Regions from separate parts of the Homo sapiens genome. Here region 2 is linked to region 1. A link is an interaction called in ENCODE POLR2A ChIA-PET data of the cell type or tissue named here. Cell type or tissue: PC-9. All regions are shown on one strand. Links, peaks and the distances in the headings refer to the core of each region. The heading gives the core; the rest is flanking DNA. Region 1 has its middle 18 kb from the start of PLEKHG5. Region 2 holds the start of HES2 (hes family bHLH transcription factor 2).

Region 1 (15,343 bases), core at 4,981-9,980:
GGGCAAGATTTGTCCCAAACCTGGCCAAACGCCAGAGGGGCATGTCCTGGGTAAATGGCTGCTGGTCCCAGGACATCCGCCACTCCCTATGCAGGACACTGGTTGGAGCGTCACTGGAGGCCTGGGAAGGAAATGTGTTTCTGATCCCCTTCCCAAAGCGCCATGGGGCACCTTGGGGCAGGTCAGTGAAGTAGGGACCCAGCTGCAGGGAGGGGCATGGACCTTGGCCAGGACACTGCTTCTGCCTACAGCCCAGAACCACCGCTGGCGTAGTCCCCGGGGACCGGAGAGCTGAACACAGCCCTACCCACCCACACTGCTCGAGCTCAGTAAGAAGAGGTGGGAGGACACATTCAGGATTCCTTCCTGGGGCCCAAGAAACTGTCCACACAGCTCTGCACACAGGCCTGGGGCCAGCCGGCCACTTCCTCCGGCTGAGGCTACTGCGGGCGCCTGCCCATCTGCCCCCCGTGGGCTTCCTCCAGAGGTTCCTCAGAGGAACCGAGAGTGACCAAGGGCGGAACAGGAGCGGGGCTGCAGAAATAGCTATGAGATCCCAATTCCCGACAGTCACACTCCAAGCGCCAGTCCCACCCCCATCACAGGCAGGGCTGGCATCGGCCCACCCTGCATGGGCCCCGGCCAGGGTCTGGCTGGCACAGAGGACAGAGCCCACACAGACAGCCGTGTGCCCAGGCTCACCCACCCGACCGCCTCAGCTCATGCATGAGACCTGTTCACGTGCTGTGACCCAGCCGCTGTGTGCAGCCCCCCGGCGCCTCTCTGCCGGCCCCGGGGAGAGCTGGGGCAGGCACACACGGGTGAACAGGTCTCAGTTCTGGTGCTCAGGCTGAGGGTGTGCATGGTGCATCTGGGTGCCACCACTTGGGATCTCAAAGGCCTCGCCACACCTCACCAGGATAAAGGGGATTCCAAGAATGGCCTTGACTCAGAGAGTGGGCATGGATATTCCAGGAGCCTAGTTTTAAAGAGCTTTGAGGCTGGACATGGTGGCTTATACCCATAATCCCAACACTTTGGGAAGCCAAGGAGGCAGAAGGATCATTTTAGTCCAGATGCTCAAGACCAGCCTGGGCAACATAGAGAGACTCCATCTCTACAAAAACATTAAAAAACCAGCAGGGCCTGGTGGTGTGCACCTGCAGTCCCAGCTGCTTGGGAGGCTGAGGCAGGAGTGCTGCTTCAGGTCAGATGCAGTGAGCTGTGATCTCGCCACTGCACTCCAGCCTGGGTAACAGAGCAAGACAACCCTGTCTTTTTTTTTTTTTTTTTTCAGATGGAGTTTTGCTCTTGTCACCCAGGATGGAGTGCAATGGTATGATCTCGGCTCACTGAACCTCTGCCTCCCGGGTTCAAGTGATTCTCCTGCCTCAGCCTCCCAAGTAGCTGGGATTACAGGTGCCTGCCACCATGCCTGGCTAATTTTTTGTATTTTTTAGTAGACACATGGTTTCACCATGCTGGCCAGGTTGGTCTTGAAGTCCTGACCTTAGGTGATCCACCCGCCTCGGCCTAGCAAAGTGCTGGGATTACAGGCATAAGCCACCGTGCCCGGCCTACCCTGTCTTAAAGAGAAAAATAAAGAGCACTTGGCACTGGGTATGCCCTCTCTACGTTAGCTCTGTGGCCAGTGTGATCAAGGGGCCCCAGAGCTGTGAAACCCCAGAAGCAGGAGCCGCCTGCCCCAGAGGCAGGAGAGACAGGCAGCTTCATAGATGTGATTCCTGCATCTGAGCCGTGAGGGCATCCCAAGGGGAGGGACCAGCAGGATGACTGAGATGTACAGAACAACTAAGAGAGCCCAGGGAGGGCCTGCCTCTGCAGACGGCGAGCAGCCCCACTTTGCCCCACCCTGCCAAGGGGAGCACAGTCTGAGTGGGGGCGAGAGGTGGGACACAGGCTCCCATTGGCTGGCCCTGCTGGCTTGGGGCTGGGTGGCTAAACGACCTGGGTCAAGTCTCTGGCTCTGTTGGGTCCTGTAGCACCGTACCTGCCTCAGGTAGGCAGGAAGCTGCCGGGTGAAGAAATAGAGCAGCCTGCCCCCGATCCCACCCTCCGACTCCAGGACAGTGCCCGGCTGAGGGTGGAGGGGAGATTTGCCCCCCCAACATCAGCTGCCACACTCCTCCTCACCCCACCCCCACATCCCGTGCTGCCTCCCGCATCCCCACTGCCTCCACCAGCTGGGCAGCTGGGCCGCCCCTCTCATGTCCTGCCCTCCCTGCCTTCTGCGCACGTCCCGATGGGGCCTGGAGTTGCTGGGGCCTGTGGGACACTGTACCTGCCTCTCCTGACAAGCAGCCACATTCCCCCTCCTCCACAGTGGGGGGCTGGTCACAGGCAGGGACGCCTGGCCTTCATGCCCACCCGGCATCGTCCTCTCTCCTGGGAGCAGCACTTCCCTTCTCTCTTTTTTTTTCTTTTTTTTTTTTTTTGAGATGGAGTCTCGCTCTGTCACCCATGCTGGAGTGCAGTGGCACAATCTTGGCTCACTGCAAACTACACCTCCCGGGTTCACGCCATTCTCCTGCCTCAGCCTCCGGAGTAACTGGGACTACAGGCGCCCGCCACCACGCCCAGCTAATTTTTTGTGTTTTTAGTAGAGACGGGGTTTCACCGTGTTAGTCAGGCTGGTCTCGATTCCCTGACCTCGTGATCCGCCTGCCTCGGCCTCCCAAAGTGCTGGGATTACAGGCATGAGCCACCGTGCCCAGCCTACACCTCCCTTTTCAAAACCCTTCGCTGTATGGTCTGCGGGCTCCCTCTTGCCTCCCAATGTGGACCGCAGGCTGAACCGTCACTCTCCCTGCCTCTGGCCTCACGGATGGGCTCAGGGAAGGACCACGCCAGCCTGGGGAGACTCATCCAGGACAGGCTCCTGCTCCCTGGGCTTGTGGCCTGGGGGAGGCCAGCTCCTGGGCCCGAGGATGAGGCTAATGGAGAAGAGAACCCAGGCCCAGGCCCCGGCCCCAGACAGTTCCACAGTGCTGGGAGCTGGAGATCAGCGCTCCGGTAGCTTCTGCGGACCGGACTCAAGTTTCTGTCACTGCACCAAAGCTCCCTGACAGAGCTAGGTCCCCAGCCCACAGTGCCGGTCAGCCCACTGTGCCGACCAGCCTACAGTACCGACCAGCCCACGATGCCGACCAGCCTACGGTGCCGACCAGCTGAGCTGAGCGGACAGAATGGGCATCCGACAGCCAGCACAGGTGCGCCCTGCCTCTGCCACCGCTGTTTGAAGCTCCCTGTGTGTCATCCCCATTAGTGCTCTCAGCCTCCCAGTGACCCCCAAGGCATCATTATTCCCATTCACAGCTCCCCAACCTCTCACCCCCAGGAGCAGTCCAACGTCCCACCCCTCTAAACACAAGCCACGGGGCTCAGCGTCCCCGAGAGCTCATCCTGCCTCTTCAGGGGCTTAAACTCCCTGTACCTCTGTTTCCTCATCTGTAAAATGGGGACAAAAGGAGAAATGACCCACGTCCTGGGACCTGGAACGTGAATGTTCCAGAACATCTCATTACACCACCCAGCCCTGAGAAAACACCATGGCCTGATCTTGCGGGCGGGGTGAGAGCAGAGGCAGAGGCCAGGCCTGAAGCCCAGTGCAGGGCCCACGCTGCCCAGCCAGGCCAGCCCTGGAGGAAGGACAGCCTCCTCAGCTGCTTGCCTGCCCTCTGGCCCCCAGGGTCCTCATTTCCGGGTCCTCTCCTGCACCAGCGGCAGCTCTCAGGAGTGGCTCTGGCCCCCACACCACCGTGGAGCAAGTGACTGTCAGCAGCATGTGTGTGTGAATGGGCTACAGGCCCTGGCTGGGCAGGCCCGGTGCCAGAGCCTGCTGAAAGTCCTCCCGGGAGGTGGGTTCGCACCTACCCCCGAGGTCCTCGATGATGTCCAGGGTGGAGCTCCACGAGAAACGCTCCACCGTCCCCAGCTCCAGCTCGGCCAGGTCGCCGGGCAGGGCCTCCAGCTCGTAGGTGCCCCGCTTCCTCCAGTAGAGAAACATGCTGAGGCCAGGGGAGGCCGCCCCGCCTGGCCCGCGCCCTCGGAGGCTGGGTGGCCTGGGGACGGGACGCAGGGAGTGCAGGGGCGCAGGGGGTTTCAGGGACCACTGGGGCTGGCCTCGGCTGGCAGGCGCTCCCTCCTCTGGAAGGGGAGCATTCTGGGAGCGGCTGGGGGCCTCAGAGCTGACCAATGGCCAGGGCCCCGGCCCCACACAAAGCGCCTTTCTTCCCCTCCTACAGACATTTTACAAATTTCGCCTTCCCGGCCCCCTCGGAGCCCCCACCGAGGAGACGGGCTGGCCGTCTGGGGACGACAGAGGCCCGGAAAAGAGTGCGATTGTTTCGTGGTCTCTTTGCTAAGATAGGTTTCCAGAGAAGAAAAATGTGCTGCCCGAGGAGCAATTCCGGCTCCCCACCCCTGACCTGTGACCCCGCTCCCAGCCCCAGTGGAACCCTGCAGGATTTCTCAGTGAGGAACAGAAGCACCTGTGGGGACGCCGTGGGCTGCCCCTAGAGATGATTCCAGCTCCTGCCTGGACCCTCCCCAGGAAGCTCAAGGCATGTCCCTCACCTCCACTGAGCCGAGGCCCCCAGAGGCCCCCCAGCAGGGCAGGAGCTGTGGGCCAGGCCTCACCCTCAGCCTGCCTGTGAGGTCTGGGCTCTGCTCTCTGGGCTCCCTTTCGGGGCTGGCCACACTTCACCAGGCTGCCTCCTCCTTCAGATCATGTCGCCTACACCAATGGCAGCGCAGGCATAGAGCCCTAGGCAGCCGAACCTCTGGCATCCTCAGGGGAGCCTCATTGCTCCCGAGCGGCGGGTGGAGCTGGAGGAAGTCAGAGGGCTGGGGGTGCAGACCCTTCACAGAAAGAACCATGAGAAGAAGAAAAAGCGAGCGGACAGGCGGGGAAATGAAAAGCCACTGGTCAGTTGATTCCAGAGTGTTGTCCAAACTGCAAAATGTTCAAGCTAGAAAATAGCAACTCAAAGCCTATGGCAGCCCTCCTGTGGAGAGACCTCTGCCACGGTATCCACGTGACCTGTGCCCCAGCAGGGTCATTGTGGCTTTCCCTGCGTGTGTGGGCACTTCCTTCATGGCACAGATGAGGAAGCTGAGGCTCAGCTTACAAGGAATAGAACTTGTATTTGACCCCAAGACTGTCTAGCTTCAAAGCCAACTTGGGGACCTGAACAAGCAGCTGGGGGAGAAGGTGGGGGTGATCAGAGGGCCATGGGGCAGCCCTTCAGAAATCCAGACTTGAACGGGGCCAAGGGCAGCTTGCACTGGGCTCCCCAGCCAGGCTTTGCTGAGCCTCCTCTGTCTTACCCCACCTGTGCCCCCCCAGCCTGCCAGGTCTGAAGGAGCAGAGCCAGGGCAGAGCTGGCTCTCCTAACAGACCAGATGCCTGGCAACAGAGACCCAAGGCCCAGGCAGAGGGAGCTGGCAGCAGAAGGCTCTGTTTCCGGGGGGCGGGGGGATGGAGGGGTCACCCCAGGGCTGTGGCAGGGGGTGCTGGAGTGGCCATCCAGGCAGCCTGCACGCCCCCAGCTGAGGGCTAAGGTGCCAAGAGGTGGCTTGAATAATTCGAACCATATGCCTGCCTGGCCGGCCCCTCCCGCGCCGGCACGGGGCCAGGGAGGACAAACGCAGGCCCTTGGCCTTCATCACTGGCACCCACACGACCTGGGCCTGAGCCCACAGGAGCTGGGGGTGTCCCTGGCTCGTGTTCATGTGGCAAGTGGCCTGCCTGGGGGTGTCAGACTGAGGCTTAGGGAATAGGACCATCCATGGCCTGGCCAGCCATCTCTGTCTCAGACCCACCATAGCAGAGGCCAGGGCCAGTGGGGTGGGTCCTAGAGCCTTTACCCAGCCTCGGCCCCTCTTTGTCTGGGCTTGGTGGGAGCCACACCTGGTTATTATTTTAGGACAGCCAACCCCAGAACATCCCCGCCTGGGTGCAGCAGAGACTCCTTCCTACCCTCAACTGTGGGCTGAGCACAAGGGGACGCCCCTGCTGCAGCGGTCACCTGGGGCCCCACTCCCAGGCATCCATTTCGGGCTCGGAGGCTGAACCCTCCTGAGGGGCTGCAGCCCTGGATGCCAAGAGGAGGAGGCCGGGCTCCACCCTCCATCCTGACCACACGGAGCATCATCTTCTGTGTTCCCTCTGCCTCCAAATGTGCCTCCTGCCTCCCACCTCCCACCTTCGCTTGTGCTGTTCCTGCTGCCCGGCTGTCCTCCTCTGTCTCCCACGCTCCTTCCATACAAGGCTAGAGGGTCCCCCACCCAGCCTCCCGATGCAGGAAGGCAGAGGCAGCCCCAGTGGGTCAGGGGAGGCCCCCCCAGGCCAGTGAAGCGGACCCCCACAGTGCTCGAGGGTGCAGCGCCAGCCCCTCTCTCTGAGGCAGCAGCTGTCCAAGGCAGGTAGACACACCTGGGCCTTTTCCTCGGGTCTGGGGAAAACCAGGAAACAAGACTGACGAGCGATGCCGCTGACAAACACGGGGGTTGCTCTTGGTGCCTTCAGGGACAGCTGTCTGTCTTGCATTCTGTTGTGTGCCCAGCCTCAGGCAGGCTCTCCACTTACCATGGCCCAATGCCATACTGAGCAAGCACTATTCACACATCATCTCCAATCCACACTTCATCCCCAATAGCAGGTGCTACTGTCCCCACCACAGAGATGGAGAAGCTGAGGCCATGACAGGCAACTTGCCCAGGGCCACACAGAGCTAGGAAGAGGGAGAGCCAGGGCTGAGCCCCAGAGCGGTACACACACTGCTGGCCGCACTGCCCACCCCGCTCTAGGCCTGGCCCTCCTCACCCACCTGTAGCGCCTCTCGAAGTCACTGCTGGGTACAGACAGGGAGCTAGAGGCCCGAGAGAGGCAGGCGGGCCCTCAGCTGGAGGGCTGCTCTCCCACAGCCCCAGACCTATCTCGGGGGACTCAGTCCCCTGGAAGCCTCACGGCCTCTGGACAGGAAGATCCCAGGGGAGCAGAGACAATTGGTTTGTGCCCTCACGCGGGCTGCCCCTGGGGCTGGGAGCTGTGGCCCTGGGCCCGGAGACCCTAAGATTTGCCTCTCGTCCCACCTCTGGTTCCTTCTGTGCTCCAGTGAGCATCCCCTGGCCTGGGGCTGGAACCAGGACAGGCAGAGGGACAGGGGCTAAAGACAAGGGCCCGCTTCATCCCGTTCCTGGCAATGGCCTTGGACATGGGGAGGGGGCGAGTCCTCTGCAAACTACAGCTGTTTCCTTGAGAGCGGAAGTGCCAAGTGAGGGAGGACCCAAGCAGGGTCCACCCCCGCAAGGTCTCGCTGAGTAAGGGGCCAAAAGAGGAAGAGAAACAGGTGGCAGGACCCGGCCATCGACCCCCACGCCAGGAAGCCACGGCCACTCGGGAGACGTAGGCTCTGGGGCACTTTTCCTGCCTAAGCTCACAGGCTGGGGGCTCCACGGGCCCCTGAACATCCTTTCTCCCCTCAACCACCCTGGATGACCCCTTCCCACTGCAGGGGTTTTCTGAGGGCAGCCCCCGGCAGGGGAGGGCTTGGTTCAGGGTTAGGCTTCTGCCTCCCAAGCTGGGCAGCCTCGGCCGTGACACTTCCCGATTCCACATCTGTAAAATGGGTTAAGGAGAGAGCCCCCCAGGGTGTCATCTCCACAAGACCCTGCACGCACAGGGCTTAGCAGGGAGCCTGGCGCAGGGTGAGTGCTCACCCCAAAGGGATAGACTTGGTGGGGAGTCCCTGTACCCAACAAGAGCCCCGTTCCTCCCCGTCCCCAGGCAAGGCCCACTGTGGCCTCTTGTGGACCCCAGGGCCCCAGGTGCAGGTAACCACATTCCTCCCTTCCTCTCCCGGTGTCTGAGGAGGCCTGTCTGGACCCCCAGGGCAGCCGGGGAGAGCCAGCTGCGTGCATGCGGGGCCGCCATGCCCAGTTCTAGCTACCCGGCTCTCATGAGAAGCACCCAGGCAGCCATGCTGTGGGTGAGTGTTTCTGCACAGGCCAGGCTGCAGAGCCCCATTATGTAATCTGGAGAGAGTGGGCGCTAGCCACTCCCCCTGCCCTCTGGCTCTCCTGTCTCTGTTCTTCTGGCCAGGCCCTCCCCAAACGCTCCACCAGGCCAAGTAAAAAGAAGAATCTGCCTCTGCCCGGCCGGGCACAGTGGCTCACGCCTGTAATCCCAGCACTTTGGGAGGCCAAGGCAGGTGGATCACGAGGTCAGGAGTTCAAGACCAGCCTGGCCAAGATGATGAAACCCCGTCTCTACTAAAAATACAAAAATTAGCCAGGAGGGGTGGCAGGCACCTGTAATCCCAACTACTTGGGAGGCTGAGGCAGAGAATTGCTTTAACCTGGGATGCAGAGGTTGCAGTGAGCTGAGATCATGCCACTGCAATCTAGCCTGGGTGACAGAATGAGACTCTGTCTCCAAAAAAGAAAAGAATCTGCCTCTGCCCTCTGGAGGCACAGGCTGAGAACCCTACAGGGCCAATACCTGATAGTGACCCTGGGGGCGGGGGCCAGGTGGGGCGGAGGCCAACCCACCAGCCAGCAAGCAGTGGGCCCAGTGTCAGCACCTGTGGGAGGGGTGAACAGGGCGTGGTGCGGGCAGCACAGACCCTTCCTCCAAATTAAACAATTCTGGGCTGGGCACAGTGGCTCATGCCTACAATCCCAGCACTTTGGGAGGCCAAGGCGGGTGGGGATCACTTTAGGTCAGGAGTTCGAGACTAGCCTGGCCAACATGATGACATCCCGTCTCTACTAAAAATACAAAAATTAGCCAAGTGTGGTGGCAGGTGCCCGTAATCTCAGCTACTCAGGAGGCTGAGGCAGGAGAGTCGCTTGAACCTGGGAGGCAGAAGTTGTAGTGAGCCGAGATCGCGCCACTACACTCCAGCCTCAGCGACCGAGTGAAACTGTGTCAAAAAAAAAAAAAAGTTAAACAATTCTGAAGGCCAGATGCGTGGGTCCAGTGCCCCAGCCCATCTGCCAGTCCATTTGTTTGGAAGATGCTGGTGGAAACCTGGGCCACAACCACCTGGCCCCTGGCCAGCCCGTCCTTGAGCTTCAACCAGGCCTCAGCCTTAGCCCCCAACACCCTCCCCTCCCCACAGTCTCTGATGGGCCCTGTGCCAGCCCTGGGTGCTGCTGGGGTGGGGGATGGACCAAAGAGGACAGGCACCACCAACAAGGACGGTCACTGACTCCTCCAGCCTGGGTTTCCTCCTCTGTAAAATGGAGACAATCCTAAGCCCCGACTAGGGTGATTAAATGAGGCTGCCTGTATGAAAGGACCCCGCTTGGAGCCTGGCAAGCCCGAGAGAAACGTCTGAAGGGGGCTGGCGGTCACCCAGCAGCTGCCGATGCCCACCGCCCCCAAGACAGGAGGGATCCGAGAGGGGTCCCACACACTCCTGTGCTGCCCAGACAGGCCTTTCTCCAATCCTCAGGGCCCCCAGGCGCTGGGACTGAGGCATGTGAGATGGGGGACTGAGGCAGCAGGGCCACGACAGGGCTCACAGAGCGAGGACTGGGCCGGCAGAGCCATGCAGTGGCTTCACCTCCAGGCCTGGAGTGGGCACTGCAGGCTGCCTGACTGCAGCCCCCCCAGAGAGGCTGCCCCCAGCACTGCAGAGAGTGAGTGTGTGACTGCCACTATGGCCTGAATAGAGGAAGGGGGAGAGGGTTCTGCTGGCAGGAAGCCCAGGGCCGGGCAGGGGAGAGGCCCTTGGAAGCCGGGGAGCCCGTGCTACTCTCTTCCCTGTGCTCAGGAACAGACTCCTGCTGGGCCAGGGACCCTCTCAGCCCCCTTTCCCTGGCTGTCCTTACAGCAGGGACACTAACATCTGCCGGTGTCCTATGTATTATACCAGGACTCTGGACCAAGGGCCTTCAAGGTGGCATCTCCTTTAATCTACCCAGTGGCCCTGTGATTGGATCACCATCACCCCGTTTTACAGAGGAGGAAGCGGAGGCTCGGGACGCCTGGAGACCTGCCCATGTCGCTCGGAAGGGGTTGGGTGCTGCCGCAGGGTCTGTCCACCACCCTCCATACCATTGGCTCCTCCTTCACAGCCGAGATATTTGAGCTCCACATGCTGTGGGGTCATCCCAGGCCGAGCGAGTTGTCCTTCCTGCTCAGCACTGTTCAAGCCCTGAGGCCACGTGAGCTCAAGTGGGCTTCTCCCAGCCCCAGATGTGCCCCCTGACTTGGACTCTGGGAGCCATTCAGGCCTGGACAAACCTCCCTGACCTTCGAGCCCACTGGCATGGGCCCCTCCCCGGGCTACCGAGTGTGTGGGGGGCAGGGAAGCCAGACAGTGGGGCCCTCAGGCCCACTCGGCTCACCAGCAGGGTGGGAGGCCCAGTCACTGCCCAGCATCTGGCCGGACCATCATCACCCACCCAACCACCAGCTGCAGCCTCGGGACAACTGCAGCCTGGGGCGGGCCGACCACAAACCAGCTCCCACACTGTTCTAAGCTCTGTCTCCAGGATGTCTTTCAGTGCCATCAGCCCTGCCCTGCGCTGGCACAGCCTCAGGCCACCACCGCCCTGCCTCAGTCCCTCCCCGTCTCACATTTACCCCCTCCAACACAGCCTCCAGAACCAGCCGGGCTCCCCGGGTTCAAATCCCAGCTCCAGCTCCTGCCGGCTGTGCCATCTCGAACAAGTTGGGCCTCAGTTTCCTCATTTATACAGCGTAGGCCTCACAGGCCTCACAGGGTGGCCATGGGGGGGTGAATAAATTAATCCAGGAGAGTCCCCTCCAAACTCAGAGACAGTGGCCAACAGTCACAGCAGAAGAACAGAACGCAAGTCTGCAAATGTCACTGTCTTGATTAAAAGCCTGCCCCCGGCATGGCCACTTAGACCCTGGGGCCCCGCCCACCCACTGTTCCTGGTGGAATCGGTAGCTCCTCTCACTGACGCCTGGATCCCGCTGTGGAGCTCCCCTCGCTCCATCTAGCCTGGGAGCCCTTAGAATCTAGACTCTATCGGGGATGCAGGGCCCAGGCCCAGCCTGGCCCAGGGCAGGTGCCAGGGAAATGCTTATTGATTTGAACTAGAATCAATTTGCAATCAACCATCTCTCACCAGGGCTGACTTCCAAATACCCCAAGGCTTGGTCCAGCTGGGCTCCACCTCACCCTGTGTGTCAAGGTGGCAGGGCTCCCTGGCATCCAAGTAGGACCATGCCCAGAGGGCAGCCCACATGCCTGGATGCCCGCCTGGGGTCAAACCTGGTCCCCTTGGAGAAGCTGAGACTCAGACTAAGACCCAGCAGCTGCCACCTGCCGGGGATTTTTCAGCCTGAGGTGAGGGGAAGAGGCGGAAATGAAGGCTGTTCCTCGGGGCTGTCTGCGGCCAAGCCAGCACAGCTACATTCCAGCCTGACTGCCAGCTGCTGGCCACTGCAGACTTTTAAACCTGGCCAGACAAACTGAGAGACTGGGGCCCTCTCGAGGGCCAAGTCTGTCCAAGGAACAAAGGCTCCTGGGCCGGGCTCCCAACCACGGAAAAGACAGGCTGGACTTCCAGAACAGCTAGGATTTCAAACCATCTACCCCATTGTCGAAACACTGGTCCTGTTGGTTGGAAACTGTCACTACTGTCACTGTGGACATGCCCAGCAGAGACCCAGGCTGCCTCGGATGGGCCTTGTCTGACTGTTGGCCCACAGAAGTCAAGGGCCCTTCCCCGCTAAGCCCAGGACACAGGCCCAGCCTCCAGAGGCAGTTTCTGTGCAGGGCAGCTATGGGGTCTCAACCCATCTTGGCATTACAGAGGAGGCTGTTTCCTGAGAGCCTCCCATATGGGCCTGGAGGGGTTCTGCCTGGATCCTGTTCATTTACATCTCGAGAAGCATAAAGCAGGGACAGGTATGGAGGTTCACGTCTACAGTCTCAGCACTTTGGGAAGCTGAGGCAGGAGGACTCCTTGACCCTAGAGTTCAAGACCAGACTGGACAACATGGCTGAGACCTTGTCTCTACAAAAAAAATTAAAAATTAGCCAGGCATGGTGGCACTCAGCTGTGGTCCCAGCTGCTCAGGAGGCTGGGGTGGGTCTCTGGAACCTGGGAGGTTGAGACCAGGCTGGGCAACATAGTGAGACCGTGTCTCTACAAAAAGTTTAAAAATTAGCTGGGCATGGTGGTATGCGCCTGTGGTCCCAGCTACTCAGGAGGCTACGGAAGAGGATGACTTGAGCCCAGAAGGTCAAGGCTGCAGTGAGTTGTGATTGTGCCACTGCACTCCAGCCTTGGTGACAGAGCAAGACCCTGCCTCAAAAAAAAAAAGAAAAAGAAAGAAAATGGCCGGGTGTGGTGGCTCACGCCTATAATCCCAGCACTTTCGGAGGCTGAGGCAGGCAGATCACGAGGTCAGGAGTTCCAGATCAGCCTGGCCAACATGGTGAAACCTTGTCTCTACTAAAAATACAAAAATTAGCTGGGCATGGTGGCAGGTGCCTGTAATCCCAGGTACTCGGGAGGCTGAGGCATGAGAATTGCTTGAACCCGGGAGGCGGAGGTTGCAGCGAGCCGAGATCATGCCACTGCACTCCAGCCTGGGTGACAGAGCAAGACTCCATCTTGAAGGAAAAAAAAAAAAAGAAAATTGGCCAGCCGCGGTGGCTCAAGCCTGTAATCCCAGCACTTGGAGAGGCTGAGGCAGGTAGATCACCTTAGGTCAGGAGTTTAAGACCAGCCTGGCCAACATAGTGAAACCCCAACTCTATTAAAAATACAAAAAATTAGCCAGGCATTAATCCCAGTTATTCAGGAGGCTGAGACAGGGGAACTGCTTGAACCTGGGAGGCAGAGGTTGCAGTGAACCAAGATGGTACCACTGTACTCCAGCCTGGCGAGAGAGCAAGACTCCATCAAAAAATAAAAAAATAAAATAAAAAGAAAGAAAGAAAATCATACCGAATTTTGGATATAACAACAGCTACAAATAGACAATGTGCTAAATGCTTTGAACATTTAGAGCCTTCAGTAGGAACTCTGCTTCCAACAGTGACGGAGTCAATAAATCAGACCCACCTTCCCATTTGGGACAACTAAAAAAGCTGGATGAGGCCGGGTGTGGTGGCTCACGCCTGTAATCCCAGCACTTTGGGAGGCTGAGGCAGGCAGATCACGAGGTCGAGAGATTGAGACCATCCTGGCTAACACGGTGAAACCCCGTCTCTACTACAAATACCAAAAATTAGCCGGGTGTGGTGGCGGGCGCCTGTAGTCCCAGCTATTGGGGAGGCTGAGACAGGAGAATCACTTGAACCCAGGAGGTGGGGGTTGTAGTGAGCCAAGATTTTGCCACTGCACTCCAGCCTGGGTAACAGAGTGAGACACTGTCTCAAAAAAAAAAATGTATGAGGTTGGGCATGGTTGTTCACACCTATAATCCCAGCACTTGGGAAGGCTGAGGTGGGAGAATCATTTGAGGCCAGGAGTTGAAACCAGCCTGGACAACAGAGCAAGACTCTGTCTCAGCAAAAAATTAAATTAAAAAAAAAAAGACTATGTAAGAGGGTCTTTAGAAGTGGGAAATCTAACCAGAAAGATAAGCAAATTTAATATAGTGTATCCTCTGGACACCACCCTCGGAAGTTCTGGAGGCATGACCCCAGAGTCCCCTACCGCTGCCCCTGCTCCTCTGCCAAGAGCCATGGCATTTCAGCAATGTGAGTGGACAAGAGGGAAATGCCTGGTGACCACATAAGGAGTCACCTGACTAGTCATGCCCCTCATATCTCAGGGACATGGACATGGAAGACGGTGACCACTTACTCTGCTGGTGGGAGAATAAGTGGCTGTCTGGATGACAATCTGGAAATGTCAGAATGAAATTGCTCACAGCCTTCCACACAGAAATTCCACTGTCCTAGGAATTCCCTCTACAGATGCTCTTTCACAAGTGCACACAGACACAGACACAAGAATGTCCACTATGGCACCATTTGCAAGAATGAAAAACTGGGCTGGGCTTCGTGGCACACACCCAGCTATTCAGGAGGCTGAGGCAGGAGGATTGCTTGAGCCCAGGACTTTCAGAGACCAGCCTAAGCGATATAGCAAGACCTTGTCTCAAAAGAAAAAACAAATAGGTGAAATATTGGAAACAATCCAAAAGTTTGCTATTAGAGGCCTGGTTTAAAATTTCAGGCATATCCATGTATATCGTGAAGCCATTAAAAAGGATGAGGAGGCCAGGCGCAGTGACTCATGCCTGCAATCCCAACACTTTGGAGGCCGAGGAGGGTGGATCACCTGAGGTCAGGAGTTCCAGACTAGCCTGGCCAACATGGTGAAACCCCATCTCTACTAAAAATACAAAAATTAGCTGGACGTGGTGGCGGGCATCTGTAATCCCAGCTACTGGGGAGGCTGAGGCAGGAGAACTGCTTGAACCCGGGAGGTGGGGGTTGCAGTGAGCCGAGATCACACCACTGCACTCCAGCCTGGGCAACACAGTGAGACTCTGTCTCAAAAAAATATAAAATAAAAGATGAGGAATGTTTTTATGTATTGGCAAGTTTTTTGTACTGGCATATATATATATGTGTGTATATATATGTGTGTGTGTATATATATATGTGTATATATATGTGTGTGTGTTATATATATGTGTATATATATGTGTGTATATATATGTGTATATATGTGTGTGTATATATATATGTGTGTGTATATATGTGTATATATATATATATATATACACATATATATATATATATACACACACACACACACACACATGTACACTTTTGTTCTGCTTATAAAAGTAATACCTCTGTGGCTGGGCAAGGTGGCTCACACCTATAATCTCAGCACTCTGGGAAGCCAAGACGGGTGGATCACTTGAGGTCAGGAGTTTGAGACCAGCCTGGCCAACATGGTGAAACCCCATCTCCACTAAAAATACAAAAAAAAAGGCCAGGCGCGGTAGCTCACGCCTGAGACCCCATCTCTACTAAAAATACAAAAAATTAGCCAGGTGTGGTGGTGGGCACCTGTGGTCCCAGCTACTTGGGAGGCTGAGGCAGAAGAATGGCATGAACCTGAGAGGCGGAGGTTACAGTGAGCCGAGATCGCGCCACTGCACTCCAGCCTGGGTGACAGAGTGAGACTCCATCTCAAAAAAAAAAAAAAAAAAAGATACAACCAAGCATATGCTGAGAATAGGTGACCATTCTCTGCTGTTCATGGGGTAGGTATGATACAGGGGACACTCCAAAAGGTCTGTAACCCCCAGTGTCACCCACACCTGGACGCAATCTCCCTTCAGTAAATAAGCAGGGCCAGG
Region 2 (13,975 bases), core at 1-5,000, 91 kb before region 1:
CCCCTCCCTTCCAGGGCCCACTGACCTCCTGACTCAGGCTCCCCCGAGTGCCTGACCCTGTGAGTCACTGGCCCATCTACAATCCTTCTCCCCGTGACTGCTTGAGTTGTAGCTTGATTGGAGCCAGGTCAATGCAAGTCACAGAACTGCGAACTGAGATGGACTCTCAGAAGCAAGAGGTGGCAAGCATGGCGGAGAGGAAGCGAGGGTCCTCCTGGCTGGTTAGATCTTACAGAGTTTAAGCTGTACTGAGAGTTTTTATGAGGACAAGGGGCCAGTCCTGTGCCTGCCTGATGTGGAGTCCTAGGCGGGCTTGGGCCGCAGGTTACCTGCTCCCGGAGGCTCACAAAGGCAGTGCCAACAGGCGCTCATTCTCAGCAATGGGTGAAAGTAAGAGGAACCTGCCCTCCCTCCTCTCCACACCTCCCCAGTATTTGTCCTCATGGAGTAAATATCCAACAGTGATCCCAGGGCATGGGAGTGGGAGTTAAGGCAAATGCCAGACTGTCCAAGGCTCATTACAGGGTAGTCCTCTCATCCTCTGCTCACTAGTCCACTATATTCAGTGAGCACCCACTGTGCACCCTGTGCCTTGGGGACGTGGAGGCACGCTCAGCCCCAGCCTCGCCCTCCGGGAGCTTACAGTCTAACCCTCTGGGCACAGGGAGGTGGGAAGATGGCACGGCCTTGCTGGGAGCCTCACCCTGTTGGCTGAACAATGATTTTTTCAATAATGCCTACAGCTTCCTTCATATCCTGCCACCCAAACCAGTGCCAAGGTCATCATGGGCTTGTGTGGCACAGTCAGATTTAGTGACCATCCCCACTCCCACATTGGTTCTGTCTTCTTGCCCCCGGTGCTCTGGTCCCTAGCACAGGCTGCTGATTTGGGGACTCGGGGGAGAATCCTCCACCTTCTGCAAATGCTTAGCCATGAAATGACGGGTGTTTGCCTGACTATGATTTCATGAATCCCCCATGAAATGATGGGTGTTTGCCTGATTATGGGCCAACAGTGCCCCCCACTCCTCGTGGGCACTCCTGGGATCAGCAGCCCCTTCCTAGCCTTCACAGGGACTCTAGGCCTCCATGGAAAAGAAAGAAATAAAAAATTTTTTTTGAGACAGAGTCTTGCTGTGTCACCCAGGCTGGAGAGCAATGGCTCAATCTTGGCTCACTGCAACTTCAGCCTCCGAGGTTCAAGTGATTCTCTTGCCTCAGCCTCCCGAGTAGCTGGCACATGCCACCACACCCGGCTAATTTTTGTATTTTTAGTAGAGACGGGGTTTCACCATATTGGCTAAGCTGGTCTCGAACTCCTGACCTCAGGTGATCCACCCGCCTTGGCCTCCCAAAGTGCTGGGATTACAGGCGTGAGCCACCGCGCCCGCCCAGAAAGAAAAATCTTAACAAGTTGCTTCCAGTAACCAGTCTCAATGAGTAGCAGGGAGTAGTTTGCAAGAAAAAAAAACAAGTGAAGATGTTTCCCATTCTTTAACCTGCTCCATCCCTCAAATTCCTGCTGCTCCATGGCAGGGGCCCTGCTCACCCCACATTGGCACAGACTCTGCTGGAGTCAGATCCTCCAAAGCCACAAGCTTCCTTGAGGCCACGGGGCCGCCTCATTCTTGTTCTGCCCCTTCCTCACACTGAAAGACTGCATAGCCTGGGGTGCAATGCCCAGGTGTGAAATTGATGCTCGGGAAAACAAATCCTTCCCAAAGTCACTTAAGGAATCCCCCAGCCCCACCGCACAGACCCCTGGATGTATACTGCCCCTATAATTCTGCTCTAGGCAGAAAAGCCTAGGAGTGGAGGTGACAGCTCCCAGCATATGCACCCTTTTGCTCTGCTCTGCTGCCCTGTAGAGCCCTGGAAGTGACCAGAGCCCTTAGGCTACTGCTGCTGCATGCCCAGAGGGTCCCAAGCAGAGCTGGGCAGGAGGTAGGCCCAGGCAGGGCTGGGAGAGCAGTGACCAGGCAGGGTGCACGGCTGCACTTTGCCCAGGTCCTGGCTCTGGCTCTGGTCTGGTGCCAGTGCTGGGGTGGGTGTGTCGGCTGCCCACGCAGCTGCGGGGTCCAGTTCCAGAACTATCTCCACCAGCTGGGATGGGGGGCTTCTTCTTCACCCTGCTGCCTCTTGTCCTTTCTTCTCCAGCCAAGTTGGGGGTGAAGCAGGGACGCTCCTTTTATTCCCTGAGCCGAGCCCCAGCCCCAGGGCTTTCAGTCTGCCACGCCAGTCACAAACAGCCGGCTTCCGGCCTGGGTGTGGGTACTGGGCTGGCCCCTAATGATGGGAACAGCAGCCGCCACCAAGAGCTTCAACCTGTCCAGTGCCCCAAGGTCCCAAGCAGTCGGCAGGGTCTGTGGATCGGCCGAGGGGCTACCACGGCCGCCAGAGGCCAGGGCCGCAGGGAGGCGAGGGCGGCGAGGGCACCGGAGCGGATGCGGGCTCTGGGGCAGACGCGGGCGCTGGGGCGGGGGCAGACGGGCCACTGGAATCCCCAGCGCGCCCGCCGTCCAGGGTGGCGCTGGCCGCTCTCCGCCACAGGTGCTCCAGCAGGCGCGCGCTCACGGCGGGCTCCAGGACACGGCAGGCGGGCAGCACGCGGGCCAGGCGCGCCACACAGGCGCTGTAGCCCTCGCGGTAGCTGTCGCAAGGCACTGCGGGCGGAGAGCCGCGTGAGGCGCGGGGTAGGGTGCCGGGTGCGGGGTGCAGAGCGCGCGGCAGGGCAGGGAGGGCTCACTCACGGGGCGCTGCCGTGGGCCATGAGGACGCAGGCAGCTCCTGCAGGAAGCGCACGGTCATTTCCAGGACGTCTGCCTTCTCTAGCTTCGAGCAGTTGGAGTTCTGCGCCCGGCCACGAGGAAGAGCGACAGAGAACCACCAAGACAGAACTTTGGCCGGCTACCGTGCGCACCCTCGCTCTAGTCGGGAGCTGGGTGTGGGGCGCGCCGTGGCCTGCTGGGGGTCCGCTCCGACGCGCCCACCCCACCCAGGCTCCGCCTCGGGCGCCGCGCGGAACCCCCTGGTGGGTTCCTCCCGCAGGAGCACCCCGTCCCCCTGCCCCCGCTCCGCGCCCCAGGACCCTCTGCCCTCCGCCCGGGCGCGCTCACCTCCCGGCCCAGCAGCGGCAGGATGAGCCCCTTAAGCTGGCTCAGGCTCTGGTTGATGCGCGCGCGCCGGCGCTTCTCCAGCAGCGGCTTCAGGCTCTGCGGACGGGCGGCGCGGTGGTTAGACGGGTCCCCGGAGTCCCCAGCCCCGCCCCCAGTCCCCGGTACCCACCTTGCGCAGCTCCGCCGCGTCCCCTGCCCGGCGAGGCAGCCCCATGCTCCGCGGGGAAGCGGTGGCAGCTGCGAGCCCCACGCAAAGGGAAACCGAGGTCCGAAATGAGGTCCCGGGCGCGGCCCGGGCTGGTGCCAGACGAGTGCGCGCCCCGCCCGCGGCCGAGCTTTAAGGGAGCGGCTCGCCCGCCCCGCCCCGCCCCGCGGAGTCCGGCCGCCCGCTGGTCCCACCTCCTGCCTTTGTTCCTGCGCAGGGTGGAGCCGGGAGGGGAGACCGCGACGCCCCCGGGGATCCCGCTCCCCGCCTTTGCGTCCTGTCTACCGCGGGGTGGCGGCCCCCAGTTTTCCCCGAGCACCTGCGGGAGAGTGGTAAAGGCGCCATCGGGGGCCTTCGCTGCGTGACCCCGAGGGCAGGAGGGCCAGGTGGGGCCAGGCCTTGCCTGACTGGAGCTACGGTCCCTCCTCTCCAATGCTGCCCTTCATTCATTCCCCAGGCTCGGGTTCAGCGTCTTCTCTGAGCCCCGCCCTGGGCCGCAGCAGGGGACCCAGCGGTTACGGGAGCTCCCATGAGGGACAGCAGCGGGAGGGACTTGCACCCCCAGCTGCTTTATCGGGTGAAGGGCTGAGCTGGACGGGAAATCCGAGTTCCGGAGAAAGGTCGTGACTTGCTCCAGTCCTCGACGCTGGGAACAGGCCGAGCCTGGACAAGGGCCCCAGTCGCTGGACGCCCGGCTCTAAGGAGCCCGTAGAACCCTTCGGCGGCTTGCCTAGTTAAGAGTCTTTTGGTTACCCCACTCCAGGCTTTGGGTGGGGAAACGGAATCCTAGAGAAGCAGAGGCAGCCCTGGAGCCCTCGGAGCTCGTTTTCATTCCCACCGGCTAGGGGTCCGGGTTCTCGCCCGCAAGACAGTCAGGGCTCATGTGACGCGCGGGCAGGACAGTTTTGGGTGCGGGCCCCAGTGGCCCGCCCAGGACCGCCTTCGCGCCGCGTGGCCGTTGCTGCGGCAAACTGGCTGGCGTCCCCCGCCCATCTGCTCCGGGCTCCCCTCCCCCGACCGGCTGGCGGGGCAACGGCCACGCCCGCGAACCACACTGCGAACTGCCGGGCAGAGAGATGACTGGAGGGATCCACAGAGCCAGCCAGGAGGAGTTCCCCTATGGGGCGGGGCCAAGGAGGGCTCTGTCCAGGGTGTTGGATGAACCCCCTGTCCCCCGAACCCCACTTCCGAGCTCCACCCCTGCCGCTAGCCCCACGTCTCCCTCCTTCAGGGTTCTCGCCGCAGGGTGGAAGAAGGCCAGCGAACACACTGAGGGGCCCGGAGAAGCCTGGGCCAGGGGAGCCCAGGCCACCCATACCTATCTGTGGCATGGGAAGGAATGTAGGCCACCTTTCATGGACACTTACTGTGTGCCAAGCTCAGGGCTTAACGCTTTAAGGCTCGCTAACCTGCATTAACCCTCATAAAAGACCTAACAAGTAAGAATAAATCCTTCAACAGATTTGGCCCAGCAGGGCTTGGAGGAACCTGAGACCTTGTTCTCCGTGGTTGAGGCCAGTTTGACTCCATAGGCCTCCCCTAAGACAATTAATTGTTCTTTAAGAGCTCAAAAAACTCTGTGGATCTTTTCCCTCTCATCCCCAGGCCAAGCGACTTAGCTTGGCTGACTCAGGTCTGCACCCACAAGTCCGCCTGCAGCATCTGCATCTTGGGGAGGGACTGACCCTAGCTCCTGGGAGAAAAAGGCTGAAGGAGGAGGCTCCCCTTAGAACATCCCCCTCCAGGTTTGCGGACCACCATTTGAAGACTGAATGGCAGGGGAGCAAACACCATTTCCATTGCCAGTTACCCCCAGTTAAAAATATTTCTTCCTCTACTCTCCCATTGGGTAAAGGACTTTAACCAAGTAACCCACAGTTCTCTTCAACTCAAGGATTTTCAGGTTTTGCTGGTTACTTGGAAGGAGTGGTCTGGAATCAGAGGAACGTTAAAGACAGCTAGGTGGGCAAATGTCGGGTGCAGGCTTTAGGGGAACTGGGACCACCTAGGATACAGTAAGGATACACTCCACCCCTGGTCCCTATTCTTGGGAAGTGCCCTGGCCCTTGGGTTGAGGAGAAACCTGGGGTGGGCTGGGGTGAGCCCAGCAGAGGGGTGAGAGAAGCCCTCCTGGGGAGAGAATCCCTAAGCTGATAGCTGGAGGGTGGGAGACTCTAGGGGTGCTGTGGGCAGAAGGAACCTTGGGTGGAGAGGAAAGAAGAGCCCAGAAGGCTCAGCCAGGGAGTGAAAGCTTTGCCACTTCCCATCTGTGTCATCTCAGGCAAAATGCTTTAAAAAAACAAAACAAGGCTGGGCGTGGTGGCTCATGCCTGTAATCTCAGCACTTTGAGAGACCAAGGTGGGCAGATTACTTGAGGTCAGGAATTCGAGACCAGCCTGGCCAACATGATGAAACCCCATCTCTACTAAAAATACAAAAAATAAAAAAATTAGCTAGGCATGGTGGCGGGCAGACACCTGTAATCTCAGCTACTTGGGAGGCTGAGGCAAGAGAATCACTTGAACCTGGGAGGCAGAAGTTGCAGTGAGCCTAGATTATGCCATTGCAATCCAGCCTGGGTGACAAGAGTGAAACTCCATCTCAAAAAACAAACAAACAGGCCGGGCACAGTGGCTCACGCCTGTAATCCTAGCACTTCGGGAGGCCAAGGTGGGCAGATCACGAGGTCAGGAGATCGAGACCATCCTGGCTAACACAATGAAACCCCGTCTCTACTAAAAATACAAAAAATTAGCTGGGCGTGGTGGCAGGCACCTGTAGTCCCAGCTACTCGGGAGGCTGAGGCAGAAAAATGGCGTGAGCCTGGGAGGCGGAGCTTGCAGTGAGCTGAGATTGTGCCACTGCACTCCAGCCTGGGCGACAGAGCAAGACTTGTCTCAAAAAAAAAAAAAAGAAAAAAAGAAAAAAAACCCTCCCTATCTCTCCATGCCTCATTATCCCCGACTGTGAACTGGGAACAATAGTTGTACCTCTCTCATAGCACCTCTGGATTAAATATCCATGTGAAGCATGGTGAGCACTTGGTGGGTGGTACAGATTTCATAAAAGTGCTACTGCTGCCGTGAGCTCCCTAGGGCTGCTGGGGAGGACCCAATTGGCCCGGTGGACATGGGAGAGCCCGGAGAGGACAGAAGCCTGGCAGGAAGGGCCTGGCTCACAGCCTGAGTTTGAGTCATGTCCCGAAAGGAGTCTGAGAGGTTGGTCAGCAGGGGTGGGTGCTCACATGTGGCACTAATGGAGATGTCATTAACAACAGTGGCAGGGGCTCAGGGGCATCTGCTCAGCCCACTGGAATAGCAATAAAGCATCACCTAGCCCTGGCCCACAAAATCACAAAACCATGTGCTAGATGAGCTCGTCCATGACCAAGGTGGCCACCTTAGGAGTGGAGAACACAAATTGCAGGGCCTTTTGGAATGGAGGAGGCCCAGGGGAGGGGTGCCCAAGACAAGCCATTTTAGCACCTCCTCCCAACAGTACCCCTGCCACTTGCTGGCCTCACGGCACACCTGCCTCTGGGCACCCAGAGGAGGGCAGCGCCAGCCGCAGTGAGCCTGTTGCTTTGGCCACCAGCTCCAGCAGCGAGGCTGCGAGGAAATGACTCCTCCTTCCTTTTGTCTGCAAACCACTGGGCAAGCGTCCCAGATTCCAGCGGCCACAGGTCCCATGGAGAGAGTGAGGGCGATCTGGCCTGGTGGAAGTCGTTGGAAACCCACCTGGCTAGGCACAGCCCAGCAGCTCCAGTTACCTGGGCACCTGGGAGCGCGGGAGGCCATCACGCAGGTCGCCACTAGGTGGCAGGCCCAGGGAAAGGACCGGAGGCAGCTGCCGAGTTTAGCACTATGAGTTTAGCACTATGACTCCCACTGTTCCTGGAAGGGGCTTCCTTCATTCTACAGCATTTCCAGTGCTGACTGTGCCAGGCTGGGGCTGGGGCGGAGTGAAACCTTCAGCCCGGGGTGGGGCCAAGCCCCCACGGGACTCCAGAGGGGGTGGGTGTTGGGACAGGAAGGGCACAGGGTGCTTCAAGATCGCTGATAGGCCGCCTGCACTCCCACAGCCATGTAGCTCCCACCTTCTGTCAGCTTTTCCTCGCGTCCTTTGGGCACTAGCCGCTCCCACGGCTGGTGTTCAGTGGAGCCTGCAGGGTGGCTTGGCACACATTCGCTCTCCTGCCCGCGCCCTCTGGCACTTTCCTGAGCCCCTGCAGGGGTCTCAGCCCCCTCTCTCTGGATGCCGGCGCTCCCGCGTCTCCCCACAAGCCCTAACCTCCCACCCATCCCTGCCTTCTGTGTGGCTGGAAGCCCCTCCACACCGACAGCGGCTGCGGGCGGCCTGAGGCCATGGCGTTCCCAGCGCACTAGTGGTTCCCGTCCTGCCTTCCTGCCCTCCCCGCTGGAACCTCTGGGGGCAGTTCTCGGATCTGGAGGGACCCTGGAAGGCAGGGCTCTTTGCAATCTCCGGGGATTTCGACCCAGAGCCCTTCAGGGACGTGGCAGGGCTGCTCCTGCCTCAGGGCCGTTGTCCTCGTGCTCCTCACCCCGCCTGGAATACCCTTCTCGCCGCTCAAACCCAGCCCCACGGCACCTCCTCAGAGACCTTTCCCTGTCCGCCCACGCGGTCCCGACAATCACTCCCCATCACCTCTGGAATTGCGTCGCCGGCGCCTGGAACCGCAGTTAGCGGGCACTGGGCAGATGAATGAATTTGTCTGTGCCTGGACGGCTCTCCAATTCGAACCCAGTTTTGCTGCCCTCTGGGGTCTCAACTGTTACGTGAGGCAAATTAGGAGAGAAGCCCCTGGGCACCTTGCCCCAGTCGCACGAGTGTCCCCGCGTCGCGGCGGGGGCGGGCGGGGAACTCGGGCGGAGGCTGCGGGGCGGGGCGGGGCGGGGTGGGGGCGGGCCCGAGTCTTAAGCCGGCGTCCGCGGGCTCCGGCCCCAGAGCGCGGCGGAGCGGAGCGCCAGGCAGCGCGGAGCGGAGGCCAGGCCCACAGCCGCTCCGCCTCCCGGCCCGCAGATCCCCGACGGCCGCACCGCGGGCTCCTCTGGCCCGCAAGAACACGTGCATGGCGTCCTGGGGAAGGCGCTGAGTGCGGAGTCGCGGCGCCGCACGCGGCACCATGGCCCTGGAGCAGGCGCTGCAGGCGGCGCGGCAGGGCGAGCTGGACGTGCTGAGGTCGCTGCACGCCGCAGGCCTCCTGGGGCCCTCGCTGCGCGACCCGCTGGACGCGCTGCCCGTGCACCACGCGGCCCGCGCTGGGAAGCTGCACTGTCTGCGCTTCCTGGTGGAGGAAGCCGCCCTCCCCGCCGCGGCCCGCGCCCGCAACGGCGCCACACCGGCCCACGACGCCTCCGCCACCGGCCACCTCGCCTGCCTGCAGTGGCTGCTGTCGCAGGGCGGCTGCAGAGTGCAGGTGGGTCCGCGCGGTTCGCCAGGGGCACTGAGGCTTCCTCCTCAGGACAGAGTCCTGGCCCAGAGTCCCCCGGGGCTCAAGGATGGGTGGGGTTTGGCACCTCCTGGCCCAGCTGAACCCTGCACGGAGCTCCTTCCAGAGGCCCTCAAGTGAATGGGCTCCCTGGCTTGCCAGTACTGGGGCAGATGCCCTGGCGAGCCTGGGTGCTCCCTGGAAGCGCACCTGGGTGATGGGAGCCAGAAGGGAGGGGCCTCCGTGGGGCTTGTGGTTACTAGTGTGTACCGGGAGAAGCAAAGCACTGATCCTGTAGTCCTGGAAGTGGGTGGGACGTGAGGCCTGGGCAGCAGAGTCAGACGCCCGTGTCCTCCAGGACCGGATCTGAAAGGAGGCTGGGCAAAGTCCCACAGCCCACCCGAGGCTGAGATTCAGGTGTCCCAGCCAGGGTGTGGGGGAAGGGTGATGAGCCGTGGTAAATGGGGGTCTCCCCATAACCCAGGCTGACCCCAGGACATCAGTGCTGTCAAGCTGTCAGCTGCTTCTCCAACCCAGGCTGATTCTTGCTGCCTCCAGACCCCACCTGGTCACTCTGAGCAGTGACCTCCAAGGGGAGTCCTGGCTGCTGAGAAGCAGGTAGCCAGGCAGCGGTGGGACAGTTCCAGGCACAGGGAACAAGAAGTGCAGAGCCCTGAGGCATGCACGCTCTTGTCCTGTCGGAGGGCCAGCCTCAGGCATCATGTTCAGAGTGGGTGAGGAAGGGAAAAGCTGCCAGGGCCAGGCCAGAGAGTATCATAGGCCGAGGTTAGGGATTTGGATGAAATTCTGGGTGTGGGGGCAGCCATGGGAGGGAGGAACCACAACCGATTTCCACTTAGACCACTGGGTGACCTGGAGATGGAAGGGGAGGAGTCAGGGTAACTCTAAACTGGCTTACTATGCCCCAAAGATGGCCAGGCCAACCCCACCTTCTGCCTTCAGATAGCAAGCCCCTCTTCCCACCCTTCCTGGGAGATGGCCCACCTGCTATCTCTCAGTGGGCCCTGTTACCAGGGCTTCCTGGCCAAGTGGCCCATGCCCACTCTTTTGGGCGGTGGCATGCCTCCCAGATCCAGTGTCCAGCCCTGGCCAGAAGCCTCTCTGGCCAGTGCAGAGGAGCTGGGAGAAGCAGGTGGCCTTGGGCCCAGCTTATCGTCTCCTGCCCTCTGGGCTGGGCAGGCTTGGGTGTGGGGGGAGAAAGTGTGGGGGGGATGACCTGGATCCTTGGGCTTGCCCAGCCCAGAGAGATAAGCTGCTTTAGGGTGTGGTCCACCACGCACGAGGCTCCTGGGGCCTGGACACCTGGACAGCCTGGACAGGCACAGGCCAGAGCCCACAGGCCTGTGGCCCTCTCCTTACAGTTTCCACCACTTAGAGGCCCAGAGCCAGTGGGACCCCTGGAGCTTCAGACCCACAGTCCCCAAGGCCAATAGGAAGGGAGCGCCTTTCTCAGGAGCTGGGGCTTAGGTCACATTTCACCATGGTTCTGCCTGGGTGCCCGCTAGCCAGCCCCGACCTTTGGGCTCGGAGGGGACAGACTGAACCAGTCTCTGGCCCCCCCACTCCCAGCTTTCTAGCACACAGGAGGGGCCTCGGTGTTGTCCTCAGCTTCCTATGGGCCATCACATTCTCTGCCCCATCTTCCTCCCTGCCTCCTTAGCAGGACAGCCAGACAATTGCCCCCACCCCGCAGGCTGCCTGAAGACCCTACTAGTGGCCCCGGCGCCCCCAGCTCCCTCCGTGCCCTCTTTTCCTTGCATTTCTCACGGGAGCCTCAGAGGTTCTCTTCCCACCGTGATTTGACTTCCTGAGGCCTGGGGTCTCTTGCCAGCTCCTGCCGCCTCTGCCAGTCTGTAACCACAGTGCCCTCTCTCTGGGCAAGGCGGGGCAGAGAGGCTTTACTCCCTGATCCTAGTGAAGTGTGTCCACTGCATCCTGCACCCAGAACCCTGCCCACCCCTCTGTCATCCTATGTGCTTGGTGCTGGGAGGTGGTTCTGTTCCCGAACCAGTACCCACTCTGCCAAGTGCGGCAGCCTCTGTGTCTAGATGTTCCCGGGAATTCTCCTCCCAGCACAGGTCCTGTAAGCACTCCCCTCCAGCCCCTTTCTCAGCAGACACACACAATGGGGTGTGCACTGATGACACATTCAGCAGTTCTGGGCCCAGACCTCTGGCCCCACCTGCTCTGAGGTCCCCGGGGGGAGTTTTGTCCAAGCCCTCCCAGAGGCCACCACTAGCCTGCACCTAGCACCCCTGGCTGACTGCCCCGGACCCGCCCACCAGTACCCAGCAACTTCCACCTCCACAGGGGCGAGAACACAGGCTGCTCCTGTGGCTGGGCACTGGCGAGTCTGCTGGGGGAGGGGCCGGTTTTCTGCACTGAGGTTGGGTTCCTGGAGGCGTACCAAGGTGGAGGTCTCTGTTCCCACGTGACACCGAGGAAGGGTGGAGAGATCGGGGGCAAGTGTTGGATGCAGGGGGTGACCCCCAATCCTGATGCTAGCTTGGTACAGCCCCACAGCCCCCCTTCCTGGCCCTGCTCAGCCCAGTAACCCTGTGTCACTCCTTCAGGCATTCCCTGAGTCCCTGGGAGTCAGGGCTGTGGCCCTGGGCCTGGTGCCAGTCTCCTGCCGTGACAACCAGGTGCCTGTCGTGTAGGCAGCTCGCAGTCAGGACCTGCAGCCTCTGAAAACCCTGCACGGTGCTGCCTATTGGCTACGGTTCAGAGAGGGCCAGTTAGTTGCCCAAGGACAGAAGCAGGACTCAAACCCAGGATCCGCTTGACCCAAAAAAAACATTGCTGAATGAGGCCTGGCCAATCCCTCCAGGGAAGACAGAGAGCACAGAGCTACCTTCCAGGCCTGTGGGAGTCTGGGAGTGGCCCAAGCCAGGGGCGGGGCAGCAACAGGCTTTAGGACTTGAACCAGCTCTCCTCCCACAGGACAAAGACAATTCTGGTGCCACAGTCTTGCATCTGGCTGCCCGCTTCGGCCACCCCGAGGTGGTGAACTGGCTCTTGCATCATGGCGGTGGGGACCCCACCGCGGCCACAGACATGGGCGCCCTGCCTATCCACTACGCTGCCGCCAAAGGAGACTTCCCCTCCCTGAGGCTTCTCGTCGAGCACTACCCTGAGTAAGATCACCCCTCTTAAGGGGTCCTCTGGGTGGGCTGGGCCAGGGCTTTGGGGGATGCCTGGGATTTTCCACGCCTCTCTGGCACTCCAGGGCAATGATCCCTCCAGTGGCCATCCTGGGGCCAGAGGGCCAGGCCAGAGAAATGGCTCCCACTCAACATGAAATTTTCCCCTCCTGGAAAACCCCTTCTGGGGCTGCCCCCAGAGCCCTGCAAGCAGGTGCTCCCAGCATCCTCAGCTGCCCGGCCGCACACAGCTGGACCTGGGAGGCTGGGCACACAGGCCAAGGTCACCTGTTCCCCTTGGGCTGCTTCTGCCGCAGGGGCTCTCTCTGGCTCAGGCTGTGCTCATTTGCAAGACTGTTCAGGATGGAGTCGGGGGCAGCAAGGGCAGGAGCGCCTCCTAGGCCCTAGTCAAACAGGCAGAAAGGGAACCCCATCAGTTACCAAGCAGTTAAGGGAGAAAGGCCCCTCCCAGACCCCCACCCCACCTCCTGGCCCCAGAGCCCCTGGCTGGAGGCCATCCAGAGAGCATCTTGTTATCTCCTGTGGCCCCTCAGCCCGTTCCTACTATCAAGGGAAGCATGGGGATCCCAAACCTCCTGGGGAGTGGGCTGGGAGCTCCCCTGGGTGGGGTGGGGGGTCACACAGAGCAGGGGGCATGTGTGAGTCTTGGGGAGGGAGGGAGGGAGGGAGGGACTCAGGTGTTAGGTGCGCCTGGGGAGGCAGGGATCCTGGGGAAAGCTGCCCAGGGCCTGTCTGAGAGGGTAGGGTGCCAGATGCCACAGGGGTCTGAGCGGGGAGTGGGGTGCTCTGATGGGTGACCCTCATTAGTCTAAGTGGGAGCCTGAGATGTAAATGTGAATGTGGACCCAGCCTCAGGACGAGAGCAGCTTTGGTATGAATTCACTGCTTCCAAACAAACTAGGATTTGGATCATGTCAAAGTCAGTGGGATTTAGACTAGGAGGGCCCCAGGGACCCTTGAGTAGAGGGTTCCAACTGGCTCCTGTCAGCACCTCTTGGAGGCTGTCCCAGATTCCTGAGTTAGACTCTCCAGGTTGGGGCGTGGGAGCCACACCTGGGACATGTCCCCACCCTCACGGCGGTGATTCTGATGCACCTGTCCCACCCCCTCACTTCAAGCAGAGGAGAAGGACAGGTCTTGAGAGGGGCAGGTGCCCCTGATGGCGGGACCAATATGGCCCAAGTGTGAACTGGAGGACGCTGAGCCCACCTTCTGCAAGTGCTGGTGGGGACCGCCAGCCCCTGAGCCTTCCTCACTGAGAAGCCGTGATCCCTCCGTGGGCTGGATCCCAGGTGTTAGGAAGACTGGCTGTGCTGTGGAACGCCCTCCAGGGCTCCGGGGCTGGGGGACCCTGACCCCCTCCCAGGCCATGCCAGGTGCTGTGTGTGATTGGGCGCTGGTGCTGACTCAGTGGCCAGATGGCCTGGACTGATGAGCTGCCAGCCCCCCAGGAGTCACCATGAATCTCAGGGAGGTGGACAGAGGGCTTGGGCTCCGTTCCCCACAGCAGCATGTGACTCGACTGATAAGAAGGTGTCTTTGTGTGGTTGCCAGGCTGGGCTCACGCAGGAGGGGCAGCTGGGAATTGGGGTTGGGGGCTGGGGTACCCACTTAACCTCCTACCTTGGGGGTAGGGATTCCTGCTCATCAAGGCTGTGGATATGAGGGCTGGGAGCTGGGGAGGGCAGAGGCTTGAGCTGCCCCAGGACACAGGGCCCCATCAGGGGACCCAGGTGGCCCAGCTTCATGCTCTTGTGAGCCTCTGGGGCCTGCTGTGAATCGTTGTGAATTATTCACAAGGCTCAGCTCTCTCGCTGGCGCGTGGGTGAGCACTGAGGGAGGAAGGGCTCCCGGACCTGCTGGTGGGAAACTCGATCCTGCCAGGGAGGCTGTGGGTGGCCACGGGACGAGGAAGTGACACGCTGCAGAGGAGCTGGAAGGCTGGACAGCCTCGGGGAAGCTCAGCTAATTCCAGGTCTATACCTTGGGGTGTTATAACAGAAAGCGCTTGAGATTGCA

The links. ChIA-PET counts read pairs that join two places held together with the same protein. Peaks named below come from ENCODE experiments on the same cell type or tissue, not always from the same donor. Only the 100,000 strongest peaks of a DNase experiment are listed, where the experiment ranks them.
Region 2: POLR2A ChIA-PET joins it to region 1 with 12 read pairs; 4 of 35 experiments call an interaction of 5 or more read pairs at or near these places.

The regions. Positions count from the first base shown.
Region 1 is chr1:6,502,132-6,517,474 of GRCh38, forward strand. It overlaps a transcript of PLEKHG5 not described here. Among named protein-coding and RNA genes, the nearest start is that of PLEKHG5, 18 kb to the left of the region's middle. RefSeq lists enhancers at 374-1,103, 4,666-5,166, 9,429-10,243. In PC-9, for the core only: no CTCF peak of the experiment used is centred there; no DNase peak of the experiment used is centred there.
Region 2 is chr1:6,416,491-6,430,465 of GRCh38, forward strand. HES2 (hes family bHLH transcription factor 2) reads right to left here and starts at 3,429. Exons shown (of 4, transcript NM_019089.5): 1 at 3,286-3,429; 2 at 3,117-3,212; 3 at 2,751-2,850; 4 at 1-2,663. The coding sequence starts at 3,330. The coding sequence ends at 2,383. ESPN (espin) reads left to right here and starts at 8,286. Exons shown (of 13, transcript NM_031475.3): 1 at 8,286-8,759; 2 at 11,736-11,929. The coding sequence starts at 8,466. It overlaps MIR4252 (microRNA 4252), which reads right to left and starts at 13,406; the gene lies at 13,344-13,406. RefSeq lists enhancers at 7,001-7,615, 7,616-8,229, 12,068-12,187 and silencers at 8,226-8,385, 8,416-8,465. In PC-9, for the core only: no CTCF peak of the experiment used is centred there; no DNase peak of the experiment used is centred there; H3K4me3 peaks cover 941 bases.